2 separate regions of the Homo sapiens genome follow, and region 2 is linked to region 1. The links are chromatin contacts, found by Hi-C or POLR2A ChIA-PET in ENCODE. All regions are on one chromosome and are shown on one strand. The core of a region is the stretch at or near the end of the contact, and the rest is flanking DNA. Distances in the headings are between cores, read along the strand shown.

Evidence for each region. A loop is a pair of places that touch in the nucleus more often than their neighbours do. ChIA-PET counts read pairs that join two places held with the same protein, here RNA polymerase II (POLR2A). Pooled maps may share reads with other maps.
Region 2: a loop to region 1 is called in a map with no recorded cell type, with 4 times the contacts of the local background. The contact joins two enhancer-like sites. A Hi-C loop is called at or near these places in 5 of 168 maps with a recorded cell type or tissue (Caco-2, HepG2, PC-9 and 2 more), 6 of 37 single-sample maps with no recorded cell type and 8 of 50 pooled maps. POLR2A ChIA-PET finds 5 or more read pairs at or near these places in 16 of 52 experiments (A549, A673, AG04450 and 12 more).

What each region holds. Positions count from the first base shown.
Region 1 is chr3:58,116,075-58,123,257 of GRCh38, forward strand. It overlaps FLNB (filamin B), which reads left to right. Exons shown (of 46, transcript NM_001457.4): 19 at 2,798-2,915; 20 at 5,167-5,429; 21 at 7,019-7,183. Among named protein-coding and RNA genes, the nearest start is that of FLNB-AS1, 51 kb to the right of the region's middle. RefSeq lists a silencer at 269-418. Within about 2 kb of position 1,582, at least 23 of the 41 ENCODE cell types and tissues checked have a DNase peak (open chromatin) inside an H3K27ac peak, as active enhancers do; they include B cell, where a contact is called at or near this core.
Region 2 is chr3:58,067,759-58,075,004 of GRCh38, forward strand. The region is part of intron 1 of FLNB (filamin B); the gene reads left to right. Among named protein-coding and RNA genes, the nearest start is that of FLNB, 63 kb to the left of the region's middle. RefSeq lists an enhancer at 6,551-6,740. Within about 2 kb of position 5,758, at least 7 of the 41 ENCODE cell types and tissues checked have a DNase peak (open chromatin) inside an H3K27ac peak, as active enhancers do; they include B cell, where a contact is called at or near this core.

The sequences.
Region 1 (7,183 bases), core at 332-2,831:
CGCCTGGATTCACAAGCGGAGATGGCCTAAGAACGTTGTAATCTGGTAGAGGAGTGATGCCAACACCTCCTCATTCTCCTTTGAACTCTGTTTTCTGAAGAGCAGCTAAAAGCTCAAGACTGGGCTAAGGAAGTGTGCCCTTGGATGTGGTTAAGAGACCTGGGTCAGCCCAGAAAGCCACCCCCTGACACGGGGGAGGGAGCATACTTTGAGGGCTGACACCCACAGGCACACCTTCTCATGGTAGTTTTAGGGTATAACAGGCTGGAAATCCCCAGAAAGGTGGCTGCTTGGGCATGGGTGTGTCCTGGCCTGGTGTGGGCGCTTCCCCCTCAGAACACAGGCTGTGCCACGTGGGGAGCCGAGGTCCTGCCTGAGTAACCCAGGTCCCTGATTGCTGGTTTTGCTCCCTGACACCTGCAGGCCTGCCACTCCACCTCGCAAAGTCCCTGAGTGACAGCTTGCAGGTGCTTGCCTGCCTGGGGTGGATGAGTGATGTGGATGGCTGTAGGATCCTGTGAGTCCCTTGAGGATGCAAAAGTAGAGCGCGTTTTGCCTTAGAGGAATGGACTTGTTGGCTTGGGGCTTGAGGACCCTCCCAGAGGTCAAAGACTCGGTTTTATAGAAGGGAAGTGATTTCCCTGAGGACTTTGGTCTTCTCTTCTCTTGGTTGTGGGTGGCTTCAAGCAGCTTAAATTTCTCACCGCACGTTCCCCTGCGCAGAGCAGTTTGAGAAGCTGGTGGCAATGTCTCCATTACGTGCTGTGCTGGGAGCCACTAGGATTGGGGACCACTCCATGTAGTACTCTGGCACCTTTAGAAATCCCTGTGAGCTCACAGACCCTCACAGAGTAACAGCTTCTACCTTGAAATGTTCTTAACGTGGTGGTCCTGGCTGCTCCTGGAGGGCCCTAAAAGGGATGGTGCTGAGGGTGGCTCTCTCAGTCCCATCCTCTTCTGAGCTGTCTGGTCAGTGTCTTGTGTATGTATATTTTGAAGAATAAGATTCAGGTTTCAGAAGCATGTAGAGGAGAGTGAAACTGTCTTGCAGCCTGCGAAGTCGTGGCGAAATGCACTGGCCATCACTACCCAGACATCCCTCACTTCATAGCCCTGTTGGGGAATAAACACAGTCCATTCCTTAGTTGGGGCCTCAGGGGACACTTTAAAATGCTGTAGGCATTGTAGGTGTAAATCTCCGAGATTTTTTCCCTCCCCCTTCTTAGGTTATTTAAGGTACAGTTCATTTTCTATCTGAGTTTTTGTTTTGTTTTTGACTGGTAACAAGAGCATACTTTCTTTTATGGGATGGGTGGGCTTAACTGGAAGAGGGTTTTTCCCTCTCTTTTTTAGCACTTCAGAGAAGAGGCCAGAAAACTTTATGCGGGTGAGGGAGGAGGTATCCCCAAGACCTCTGGTTAGCCTGAGGTCTGCTTAGTGAGCCCCTGAATTGTTAGGGGCTGTGGGGAAACGGAAGCTCGGGAAGAGTTGGCACGTTGGGAATGCCACGTTGGCTGAAGTAGCGAGTCAGTCCTGCCTTAAACAGTACAAAAAGGAGACCTTTCCTGCCCCTTGGCTGGCTCCCAGCTCTGTTGAATTTGACCTGTACACATTTTACCAGGAAATGTTGTTCACATGAGGCAGGGGGCCAATTGGTTTTGTGTGCAGTGCTTAAAAATGCTGGAAAATTAATCCTCTCTTCATTGATGCAACCAGTTTTTTTTTTTTTTTCTTGGCCTTTACCCCCTTCCTTATTACAAAAGGAATGTGACAAAATATACATAGGCCAAATGCTACACCCTTTTAACACTTGATCAGCAACAGCTTTCAGCAGGGCCTGCATTCCAGCAAGGCTGCTGGATTCTTGGGGGGAACTCGTCTCTCCCTCACACTTTCCTGTTACATTATGCCTGGCCGATTGTGGTGAAGGGGATCTTGATCTACTGAGACAGCCATGAGATTTCTTGGAGCCTCGATTTGGAGGGAGGGAACTTGGCCAACCATGGAGAGAAGAAGCCGGCTGTGTGCCAGCCTGGAACCGGCGAGAGGAGAGAAATGGCGCACACATGGCTATCGCGTGCCACCCGGCCACCCGTGAGGGTGCCTGCCAATCCTGCAAGCACCATCTGCCTTCACACTTGCAATTTTATTTTCTTTCACATGGAAATGGAAGTTCAGATATTGTGCGATGGTCTTAGCACAGGTCTAGGTGAACTCTTGCAAATCCCTGTTGCAGCCTGGGGGCCTCAAACTGATTCCTAGGACAGAAATGGTTCTGTTTGGTGAGTGGCCCCAGGCCCAGCTGCACTGGCTGGCACTGGGTATGATGATGGGGAGGTGGTGTGGCAGAGCAGCTAGGACACAGATTTGGGGGCCATGGGTATGAGGCCCAGCTCGCACCCTTACCAAGGTGTGTGACTTGGGGCACGTTCCTTTACCAGTCTGAGCCACAGTTTCCTCTCCTGAAAAAATGAGATGACAGTAGGAACTACCCCTTAGGACTGTTTTGATCTTGAATTGAGGAAATGCATAAAAGCACATAGCATGGTGCTTGGTGTGTAGAAAATGCTCATTAAGTTGCTTCTGTTATTATTAGCTGCTCTTATTTGATCTAATTTTTCTGTTATTCTTGCCTTGTGGTCAAAAGCTAGAAGAAATAGATCTAAGATACTTTCTACATTGATTGGAATCAAGTCTCCCCTGTCCGTGAGAAGAATGAGGGATCTTGAGGGGATTTTAAATGCCAAGTTAGCTTTTTGGTACCCAAAGGTAAACTGAGTTTTCTCTCTTGTTCCAGGGCAACATGCAGGTTCTGGTGACTTACGGTGGCGATCCCATCCCTAAAAGCCCTTTCACTGTGGGTGTTGCTGCACCGCTGGATCTGAGCAAGATAAAACTCAATGGGCTGGAAAACAGTAAGTGCCTGAATGGAGAGCAGATGGGTTGTTGATGACCCCCCAACGTGGCTGCTGGTTAGATTTTCTTCAAAAGGTGAAATTTGCAGAGAAGCAAATTCTATGTTAAGAGACTTTGCAGTTGCACAGACTTTGGTTCGAATTAAGGCCGTGGTGTGAAGTAACTGTGACTGTGTCTGCCCCTTAGCCACACCGAGACTCAGCTTTCTCATTTGTACAGTGGGGGGTGGTCGGCGGGGAGAGGTTGAGAACACCCATGGGAATATTTTGAAAATTATATGAGCTAATGGTTCAGAGGCTGGCACGTAGTCAGCCCCCTGGCATTGCAGTAGGAAGTTTTCATTAAAAAGAGAATTTGGGCTATGTTGCTTTCTGATGAGTTTCTAACTGTGCCAGCTATCCTTGGCAACTGAATCCGCACTAAGGTTGCGAGTCAAGCATAAATGCCAAATCCCTGGCACTCAGAAGTCACTACCACCACACCTCTGCCCCATCCCAATGTTCCTTTAGCTTGTTAGGGATTTTACTAGTATAAGCTCATTTCGCTTATTTTCAATTTTCTGATTATTTTTTAGTAGGGAAAATTTCAAACAGAAAAGGAAAGAGAATAGTATAACATGAACACTGATGTACTTATCACTCAGCTTCAGATGTGCAACACATGCTCATAAAATGATTTTTTTATACAAGTAAAAATATATCCATTTTTCATCTAAAAAACATTACAGTTAAGGGATAATTCCACTTTAACCCTCACCTCTCCTTCTCCCTAGGGTTAACCAAAGTTTTCAATTCAGTTTCTGTTCTTCCAGATCTTCTCTCTGCATCTATACATATAGATGTGCCTGTGGAACACATTTGGCTGTATTTATTTTGCATTAAAGTTGCCCTGCTGTATAAACCTACTTCTTCGGCCTGCCTTCCAACAGTGCATCTCGGGAATCATTCACTCCTACATCTTTTCCGTCTGTGTTTACTGCTGAGTGGCTCCAGACTGGATGTACCTCAGGGCTCACATTCACCTGGTTTCAGGCTTACTGAGGCAGGGCTGAGTGCATACCCCCAGGACGGGGCCTCCTGTATTCACCTGTGAGGGTTTCTCCAGAGTACCACTAGCAGTGCCATTAGTGAGCATCTTCCTTCACTCGTGACCCAAGTGCACAAGTTGCAAGCAAGGCCAGCTCCCAGTTGCAGAGATCCAAAGTGAGAGCTCACTGTTGGCTTTTGTGGCTGGAGCAGCCAGCTCTGAGTGTGTAAACGTCCACTGCCCAACCCTGTCATGTGTCCCCTTGTCACTCCTTTCCCCAAGACACTGAGAGCTTTGACTCCAGAACAGGAAAAGCAGGGTGCCAATTAGGAAAGCCTCTTTTCCGGTGGGAAGTAGCGATCCGGGACCTCCTTGCCTGTGGTTCGGCAGTGTCCATCTTGCCAGGCCCTATGTTCCTTCAGAGTCAAGGTTCTCTGGGTTGTGGCAGGGGCCCTGTGTTCCCAGTGCTTTTGTTTTGGGTAAAGTCCTTTCCCTGTTCTTGTCTAATCTAACACTTGGGCTTCCTGCAGCCCTGCTTTGCAGAGACCTTTTGGAAACCATCACGGTACAGTCAGTTCTCAGCACTTGCTTCAATCGGCTCGCATTTGGCAGCTCTGTGACTTCTGCTTTCTTGAGGGGGAGGGGTGCCTATAAGATGGAGTTGGCTGCCAAGAATTAGTAAATAAAACATTGACTTATGAGGGTGTTTGGATATCAAGTTAACACCAAAAGTAAGTAAATAAGAGACGACAGTGTCAGATTACAACTTTCTGGTCAGCAAAGATTGTGGGGTCAGGTAAATTTCACTTTGAGTCCCAGCTTGGCAGGCTGCTGCATATGTCACCCTGGACAAGTTACTTAACCTCTCTGAGCATCAGTTTCCCCATCTGTGAAAGCCATTGGTTAATAATAAATACCCCATAGGATTGTGGTGAAAATTAAGACAATAACCTATTTGTGCTTGGCATATAAAATGCATTCAGTAAATGATAGCCGTTATTGCTGTCATCACTAATTGATTATTGTGCCGACACTTGTTGTTACTGAGGCTGAGATGCTGATGATACTTACTCAGCTTTGCTGCTTGTCCTCTGCAGCAGCTGTTGCTTACAGTGGAGGCTGAGATAAGTCCCCGTGTCCAAAGAACCATTGCTTCTGTGCTCTGGATTGTTCCTGCTGCTGAAAAGGGTCAGCTCTTCACCTCAGCTTGTGTTTCTTTTCCAGGGGTGGAAGTTGGGAAGGATCAGGAGTTCACCGTTGATACCAGGGGGGCAGGAGGCCAGGGGAAGCTGGACGTGACAATCCTCAGCCCCTCTCGGAAGGTCGTGCCATGCCTAGTGACACCTGTGACAGGCCGGGAGAACAGCACGGCCAAGTTCATCCCTCGGGAGGAGGGGCTGTATGCTGTAGACGTGACCTACGATGGACACCCTGTGCCCGGGAGCCCCTACACAGTGGAGGCCTCGCTGCCACCAGATCCCAGCAAGGTCAGCCTTTGCTTTTGTCCCAGAACTTGTCTCATTGCTGTCAAACATGACACCATAGTCCTTCTCTGGTTCTTCCTGGCAAAGACCTTCTGAAAATCGTTTTGTGATGAAAGTTAGCACAATTCACTGTGAAAGGTCCCCTGGGTAGGTGGGTCACAACCCTGCTCCTCCTCTTGCTCTCTGACTACAAGACTTTGGTGAGGGGCTCCCTGTCCCAGAGTCTTCTTTCTTCGCTTGTTAGCATAATCACAGTCCTCACTACAAAGCCAGCCTGTAAGGGGTAGGTGAGTTAGCAAACGTGGAGGCCTCTGCCCAGCACCCAGCTCACAGACGGAGCTCACCCTCCAGAAGCTAGAATCATGTAATATAAAAATACATTATTCTGGCCAGGCGCGGTGGCTCATGCCTGTAATCCCAGCACTTTGGGAGGCCGAGGCGGGCGGATCATGAGGTCAGGAGATCAAGACCATCCTGGCTACCACGGTGAAACCCCGTCTCCACTAAAAATACAAAAAATTAGCTGGGCATGGTGGCGGGCACCTGTAGTCCCAGCTACTCGGGAGGCTGAGGCAGGAGAATGGTGTGAACCTGGGAGGCGGAGCTTGCAGTGAGCTGAGATCACACCACTGCACTCCAGCCTGGGCGACAGAGCAAGACTCCGTCTCAAAAAAAAAAAAAAAAAAACCACAAAAAAAAACATTATTCTTGGCTGGGCGCAGCGGCTCACGCCTGTAATCACTGCACTTTGGGAGGCCAAGGTGGATGGATAACTTGAGGTCAGGAGTTTGAGACCAACCTGGCCAACATGGTGAAACCCCATCTCTACTAAAAATACAAAGATTAGCTGGGTGTGGTGACGCATGCCTGTAATCCCAGCTACTCGGGAGGCTGAGGTGGGATAATCGCTTGAACCTGGGAGGCAGAGGTTGCAGTGAGCTGAGATTGTGCCACTGCACTCCAGCCTGGGCAACAGAGTGAGATTCCGTCCCCTCCAAAAAAAAAAAAAAAAGTTCATCGTCATTTCTTCATAGTAACCCTGACTCAAGGGGTTTTGGAAGATTTCCAGTGGTCTCAATGGTGTGAATCCTATGAAGGTGTCTTATTTGTTGAATTAGAGGTGAAAGCCTCCTTCCTCACTCTTTTTTAGAAACAGTTTAGTTTTATTATTATGCAGAATTTGTTGAGCAAATTGCAACAGCCCAAGCCACAGCTAGCTCCACAAGAGCCCTTCCATGAGCCCTCAACCTGGGATCTCGTGTATCTTTGTTGGAATGGACATTAGGTTTCCAAGTCCAGGCCTGTGATTTAGAAGGGTCAGGTTGGGTAGGAGAGAGGAGAGTCTTGGAGGGGCTGCTCCATGGGGGTCACACCTCTCTCCTGTGGGTTTTCGCTGGTGATTGAGTTCTGAGGCATTTGCTGCATTGACTGTTGTAGCTTTAACTCGTGTGCACGTGTGACACATAAAGCCCCAAGAGAAGGGCTGCCTGGCTCAGATGCACTTCCATGCTGATTATATGCATGGGTGTTGAAAGCAGTGCTGGCTGAGCAGCGATCCCAGTGCAGTTTGACTTTATTCTTTGCTCAAATAGGTGAAGGCCCACGGTCCCGGCCTCGAAGGTGGTCTCGTGGGCAAGCCTGCCGAGTTCACCATCGATACCAAAGGAGCTGGTACTGGAGGTCTGGGCTTAACGGTGGAAGGTCCGTGCGAGGCCAAAATCGAGTGCTCCGACAATGGTGATGGGACCTGCTCCGTC
Region 2 (7,246 bases), core at 4,508-7,007, 44 kb before region 1:
GCTAATTTTTTGCATTTTTTAATAGAGACGGGGTGTCTGGATCTCTGACCTCGTGATCCGCCCACCTCCGCCTCCCAAAGTGCTGGGATTACAGGCGTGAGCCACCACGCCTGGCCAGAGGTTTTCTTAAAAACAATAACAACAAAAACAGTTGTGGAAAGCATGTAGAGTGTGGGTTTTTTCGGTCTTCAGGTTGGCAGGGCATCTGATACTGGGACCCAGGTTCCTTCCCTCACCTTGCTGTGCCTCTCCTAGTGCAGGCCAAAGCCAGGTGACTGCGCTGTCTGGGCTCCTGGCTGGCAATCGGGGAAAGAGTGCATGGAGCAGGCATGCCCACTGTTCAGGTCCTGAAGCCGTGGCTCATTTCATATCATTTGTTGCTTATTTGAAAGACAGGCACAGCACTGACTTCCAGGGGAGGCTGACTGACCATCTAGGTGGAAGTTGCATGCCTGGGAGGGAGAAGGGGACAAAGGCCACAGATAGGCATCAGTTATCAGGGCCTTAAGTCTGCCTTGTTGGCATGCAGCCTTTTATTGGATCAAGGCCCTGGAGAAAAGCCCTGAGCAGGAGGAGATAAGCCAGCTTGGTCCCCTTCATCCTACCCAGGGGCCTCTGGGGTACCTGAGCCAAAGTGCACAGTTCATTGGCTGTGTGGATGGAAGGGATATGGGACTTGAAAATGGGACACTGGTCCTGGGCAGCTGACCGACATGGTCCTCCTTAACCTGCTGTCTGGGGAGATGGGTTGCATCTGGCTAGGTTTTGACTGAGGAACTGAGGAGAGCTGTCAGCTGTCCCCGCTTTGGTTCAGAATGCCCTTTTGTTTGGACAGCTGAAGCCTACAATTCAGCCATGGTTTGTTTGGGCTCAGAAAACAGGCAAGGATGGAGAGAAACTGCAAAGCTGACCTGGGCTGTCAGTGGGCACCAGGTCCTGCTGGCCTGGGGTCTGGATGCAGGAGATCTGAGCTCTTCAATGTGGGGTGGTCTTGCAGCAGCTCTTCACAGGCTGCTGCTGCTGCTGCTGTAGGCTCACCCAAGCAGCCAAGACGGACAGGATCTATTCTAGTTTTGTGCAGAGTTGGATATAGAAGAGGCATTAGAGGGAGAGGGGATGGGGAAGGAGTTCCAGGCCAGGTGAGCATGGGGCACAGTAAACTGGGATGTTAAGGAGGGGCCAGTTTGTGACCAGCCTGGGCAACATGGCGGAACCCTGTCTCTATAAAAAATTAAATTAGCCAGGTGGGTGGCATGTGCCTGTAGTCCTAGCTACCCAGGAGGCTGAGGTGGAAGGATCGCTTGAGCCCAGGAGGCGGATGTTGCAGTGAGCAGAGATTGTACCATTGTATTCTAGCCTGGATGACCGAGACCCTGTCTTTAAAAAAAAAAAAAAAGGAGGGGCCAGACCCCTGACCCATATGTGCTGCTCTTTTCTTTCAGGGAGGTCTGATAAAATATCAGTAGTTCAATTCTTTTTTTTTTTTTTTTTTTTTTTCTGAGATGGAGTCTTGCTCTGTTGCCCAGGCTGGAGTGCAATGGAGTGATTTCGGCTCACTGAGACCTCCGTCTCCCAGGTTCAAGTGATTCTTGTGCCTCAGCCTCCCAAGTAGCTGGGATTACAAGGTGCCCACCGCCATGCCTGGCTGATTTTTGTATTTTTAGTAGCGACAGGGTTTCACCATATTGTCCAGGCTGGTCTCGAACTCGTGACCTCAGGAGGTCCTCCTGCCTCAGCCTCCCAAAGTGCTGGGATTATAGGCGTGAGCCACCATGCCCGGCCCATAGTTCAGTTCTTTAGGTGGTTCTTGGTGCTGCATATGAGATCTCTGCAAGAAGGACACGTCTGAGCCGGGTGGTTTAGAAGACCAGCATGGCCCAAGACCCTCAGAGCAACACCAAGAACCACCTAAAATTCTTTCTCAGACGTGTCCTTCTTGCAGAGATCTCACGTGCCCCAGGTTCGCTGCAGCGTTAGGGGTCAGCCTCCCTTTGGAGCAGGAGAGCAGGGGCCTTGGAGGTGGCAGTCATGGCCCTCCTAATTAATTGCTTGGCTCAGAGAAGTGACAAATTGAACATTTCAACCACCTGTTAATTCACAAGGTACTTCTTTTCATTTCTTGCTGCTTGCACAAAACACTTGGAGTATGGCTTGTGGATGTCTGGCCCTAGGGAAGAGTGTTTGGCACATAGCAGGTACTTAAGTATTAGGAAAATGAGGATGGAGGGGAGGGAGGGAACATTATTAAGCGGCCAACTGTGAGACAGGCATTGTGCTTGACTCTTTCTTTCTTTTTTTTTTTTTTTTTGAGACAGAGTCTCTTTCTGTCACCCAGGCTGGAGTGCAGTGGTGTGATCTCGGATCACTGCAACCGCGCCTCCTGGGTTCAAGTGATTTTCGTGCCTCAGCCTCCCAAGTAGCTGGGATTACAGGCGCCTGCCATTATGCCCTGCTAATTTTATTTTTAGTGGAGACAGGGTTTCACCATGTTGGCCAGGCTGGTCTCGAACTCCTGACCTCAGTGATCTGCCTGCCTCGGCCTCCCAAAGTGCCAGGATTACAGGCGTGAGCCACTGTGCCCGGCCGACACTTGGCATTCTCTAACCTACCTACTCCTTATAACAGCCCTGGGAAGTAGTTGACCATGGCCATTTCTATTTGGTAGATGAGGAAAAATAAGGTTCAGAGATGGATTGTTCAAACCGATGTATCTAGTCAAGCTACTGGTTCCCGAGCCTGTGTTTGCAACCCCTCTACCATGTAGCCTCTCCGGGTGGTAGAGATGAGGGGGCAGAGTGCACAGTGCATGGCATCCTGTTCCCCAGATGGCCAAGTCTTAGTGCGAGTGTGTGTGGCCTTGGTAACTTGTGTCAAGCACACACCCCATCTCTCTCTCTCTCTCTTTTTTTTTTTTTTTTTGAAACGGAGTCTCACTCGGTCACCCAGGCTGGAGTGCAGTGGTGCTATCTTGGCTCACTGCAACCTCTGCCTCCTGGGTTCAGGCGATTCTCTTGCCTCAGCCTCCCGAGTAGCTGGGACTACAGGCACATGCCACCACGCCCAGCAAATTTTTAGAAGAGACTGGGTTTCACCATGTTGGCCAGGATGGTCTTGAACTCCTGACCTCGTGATCTGCCCTCCTTGGCCTCCCAAAGTGCTAGGATTACAGGCTCTCTTGCTCTCTCTCTCTCTTGTTTTTTTTTTTTTGAGACAGAGTCTTACTTTGTTGCCCAGCTTGGAGTGCAGTGGCGTGATCATGGTTCACTGCAGCCTCGATCTCCTGGCTCAAGCAATCCTCCTGCCTCAGCCTCTCAAGTACTAGTTGGTACTAATGGGCATGCACCACTACACCTGACTAATTTTTTTTATTATTTGTAGGGACAGGGTGTCCCTATGTTGCCCAGGCTCTGGTCTTGAACTCCTGGGCTCGAGCTATCCTCCTGTCTCAGCTTCCCATAGTGCTGGGATTACAGAGATGAACCGCCTGGCCTACACACCCCTATCTCTCCTCGATTCTTTTTTTTTTTTTTTTTTTTTTGAGACAGAGTCTCCCTCTGTCTCCCAGGCTGGAGTGCAGTGGGGTGATCTTGGCTCACTGTAGCCTATGGCTCCCAGGTTCAAGCGATTCTTGTGCTTCAGCCACCCAAGTAGCTGGGATTACAGGCACACACCACCATGCCCAGCTAATTTTTGTATTTTGAGTAGAGACAGGGTTTCACCGTGTTAGCCAGGCTGGCCTCGAACTCCTGACCCCAAGTGATCCTCCTGCCTCGGCCTCCCAAAGTGTTGAGATTATAGGTGTGAGCCACCATGCCTGGCCTCTCCTTGATTCTTACAGTCACTTTGTTGGCTGTTTCTGACTCAGCAGCTACCTGCATTGTGGCCAAAGGATGACCTATTCCTTCTCAGGAGGGCAAAAATGTGGAATAGTGTCTGTCCATGCCTCTCCTCATGGGCTACCACCTCTGCCACCGTGGTTAATCAGTAACAACCAGGAGAGAAGCTGCTGGAACTGACCTCTGGGAACTCCCTGGATGGTTTGGTGCAGGAATGTAGTAGGCATACACGTGGTTGCGTGGATCTGGGCCCTCCTGATGTGAGTAGAGAGGTAAAAGGCCACCATCTCCTTGACCTCTGGGGAACTCATCCACAAAGAAGATGTTTCCAAGATGCTTCTGAAGATTGCCTAAAAATAGCCGGTTTCCACCCCCGTGAATGCATCCATTCTAGAATGCTCCTTCACCAGGACCAGAGAACTGATTTACAGAAGTGACATGAAAACATTCCATCCCAGAATTTGCAGTAGCTCAAATTAAGTTTCTAGCTATTAAAAAGAAAAGAAAACAAAACTAAACAAAACACACCCACCCTGCTCACTTAGAAGCAACACTGAGTAATTTTAAGTAGTTCGAGAAAATGTATGTGGTTTGAGGGTCAGGGTTGTCCAGAGCCAAGACCAGTTATGTGGGAATTGTTATTGGCTGGATTTGGGGAGGAGAAACCCATGGCCCAATTCCAACCCACTGAAATCTAAGCAGATTCTAGGTGGTTAGGCGGACCTGGTAGGCGTTGGTTTATTTTATTCCCGAAAAAGGCCCTGGAGCAAGTCTTCACATGGAATCCTGCTGAAAGGCTTCCGGCTCATCTGGCCTTTTCCTCCTCTTAAGGTTCTGCTCCATGTTTTACCCTCGGCGTAAACATTGCAGAGCACGTTCAGATCTGAAAAGTGTCTCATCTACGTGATGGTCAGACGTTGTTGACCCTGTGATGCTGTGTAACATTTCATTTTCGAGGCTTGGGGAGTCTCCTATTTCATGTGGATGGGAACCTGGAGGTCTTTGGGCAAGTCGCCATCTTTTTATTGTTCCAAGAGTTTGGTGAAGCGTTTGAACCTTCACCTGTCAAAATCAGTTTTGGAATGAGAACTGCTCTCTCTCTAGTCCTTATAATAGCAGAAGGAAGGTATCATTTATCCCAATGAGACCATAAAGGGGGCTTTCCCGTGTGGACACCCACCTTGAATTCAATTGGAAACAGAAATTCTGGGCATTGTATTTTTTGTAAATTTGGCTCAGACTTCAACTGGATCATATTTCCCCCAAAATCTTTTCGAAAAAGACTTGTGTCTCATTCCTTTAGACTAGCATGTGTAAGCTGGGTAAAAATAGAGCAAGCCGATTTCATGTTAATGATTTCATGTTAGGTTTGTGAATCAAATCTGCAAGTCTGCTTTTGAAAAGCATTTAACATATAACTTGGGAAAGTTTGAGTTTTGCAGACTAATGCCTGTGGCCGGATGAGACTTCATAGCTCCATCCAATCCCTCCTGGTGCAAGAGATCAATGCCTTGAGGGTGCCTGGCCACCACCATTACCCTGACAGTATACCCACTATTTATTTATTTATTTATTTATTTATTTACTTATTTATTGTTTACCCTTTTGAAGATTGCTCTTCTCCCTTTAACTTAAAGGAATTGGCATGGAAACTTGTTTGATCTGGAATTTCTGATAATCAGTAGGTAGTAACTCCGTAATCAATAGCACTTCAAAACAACAACCAAATAACAGGATAACTAATCCAAAAAATTCAGTCATGGTCAAGGACTTCCAGCTCAGGAAATGTCTGGTCCCGTGGGGTGGATTCCTTGGATAACCAAGTTCCGTGCAGGGCCTGGAGTTTTATGCAGACCATTGCTCCTTGATTGACCACAGGACCTCAAAAGGAGGGCTGGCTTCATGACCACATGACCCGTGTGCTCAGAAGGGCCCTGTACTTGGTTTATTGCTCTGCTGTTGCTGTCTTGAAGTTCTTAATTTTTTTTTTTTTTTTGGCACTGGGGAGTTGCAGTTTCAAACAACACTTATTCATTGTCTCACAGTTTCTGTGGGCCAGGAGTCCAGCCATGGCTTAAGACCAGGTCCTCTGCTCCGGGTCTCACGAGACTACAAGGAAGGTGCCATCTAGGGTGTGTTTTCATCTGAATGCCTAACTAAGGAAAAATCCACTTCATTCAGGTTCATTCAGGTTTTTAAAAGAATCCATTTCTGTGTGATTGTCCCACTGACAGGTCCCAGCTTTTTACTAGCTGTTGCTTGGAGGCTAACCTCAGGTTTTACAGGCTACGCTCATATCTCTGCCATGAGGCCTTCTGCATAGGCAATTCATAACACAGGTGCCTGTTTCCTCACAGCCAGCAAGAGAATCTGTCTCCTGTCTGCTAAAGTGGAGTTTCATGCATCGTAATATGGTCATGGGAGTAATAGCCCGTCACCTCTGCCATTTTTCTGTTGGTTAGAATAAAGGCACAGGTTTTCCCCACACTCAGGAAGAACCCATGATATAAAGGCTTTCAGTAAAGGAGACGACAAACAGAATATGGAATGATCAGAATTACTCTTATGACCCAGACCAAGAACATCAGCATTACCTACGAATTTATTGGAAATTCAAATTCTCCTGTTTCACCCCAGGCCTGTTAAATCAGAAACTTTAAAAGCGAGCCCAGCATTCTGTGGTTTAACAGATCCTTCAGGTGATTCTGACACCTGCTGAATTTTGAGAACCACTGGTCTAGAGGCAGGCAGGTCTTGCTCCCCTAGGAGTTAAGTTTGATGTATCTTCTGGTAATACTGAGAAATGAGCTGGGAAATGGTTCCAAAATCAGATTATCCTCCCCAGGATTAACAAGACTCATACTTGCAAAAGAGAGTGAAGAAGAGAAACTAAAAAAAGCAAGAGGCTGTGTGTGAAGCTAGATTCAAACAGTTAAAGACAGCAACACATGGCAAAGGATGGGAATTTGAGGAAGTGGGTAGTGAAAGCAATTCTTGAGCTAAATTACAAGAAAACACGGTGAATTTGTATCTGTTTCCTATATTTAGGGGGCTGGCTTAAACGTTAGTGATACATTTGGGGAGTAGAAAATGGATGTTGGTGTGAAGTTCTTAAGTTTTGGACAAGGAACCCTGTATTTTCATTTTTCTCTGAGCCCCATGAATTATGTAGACAGTCCTGCTTCGAAGTTATTATTTATACAATTCATTATAGAGAAAGTCCTTGGGAACCTTAACTTTGAGTGAGGATTGCTTGAGTTAGTTTTTCTTACCAGCCACTCCATGATACTCTTTGTTTTTTCCAGGTTAGATGATCGAGTTTTATTATGACTGAATCTGCACCTGCAAAATTAATTCTGATTAATTAATTTAATAATTAAATTCTGATGATTTCTCTCTGATGGTTTGGG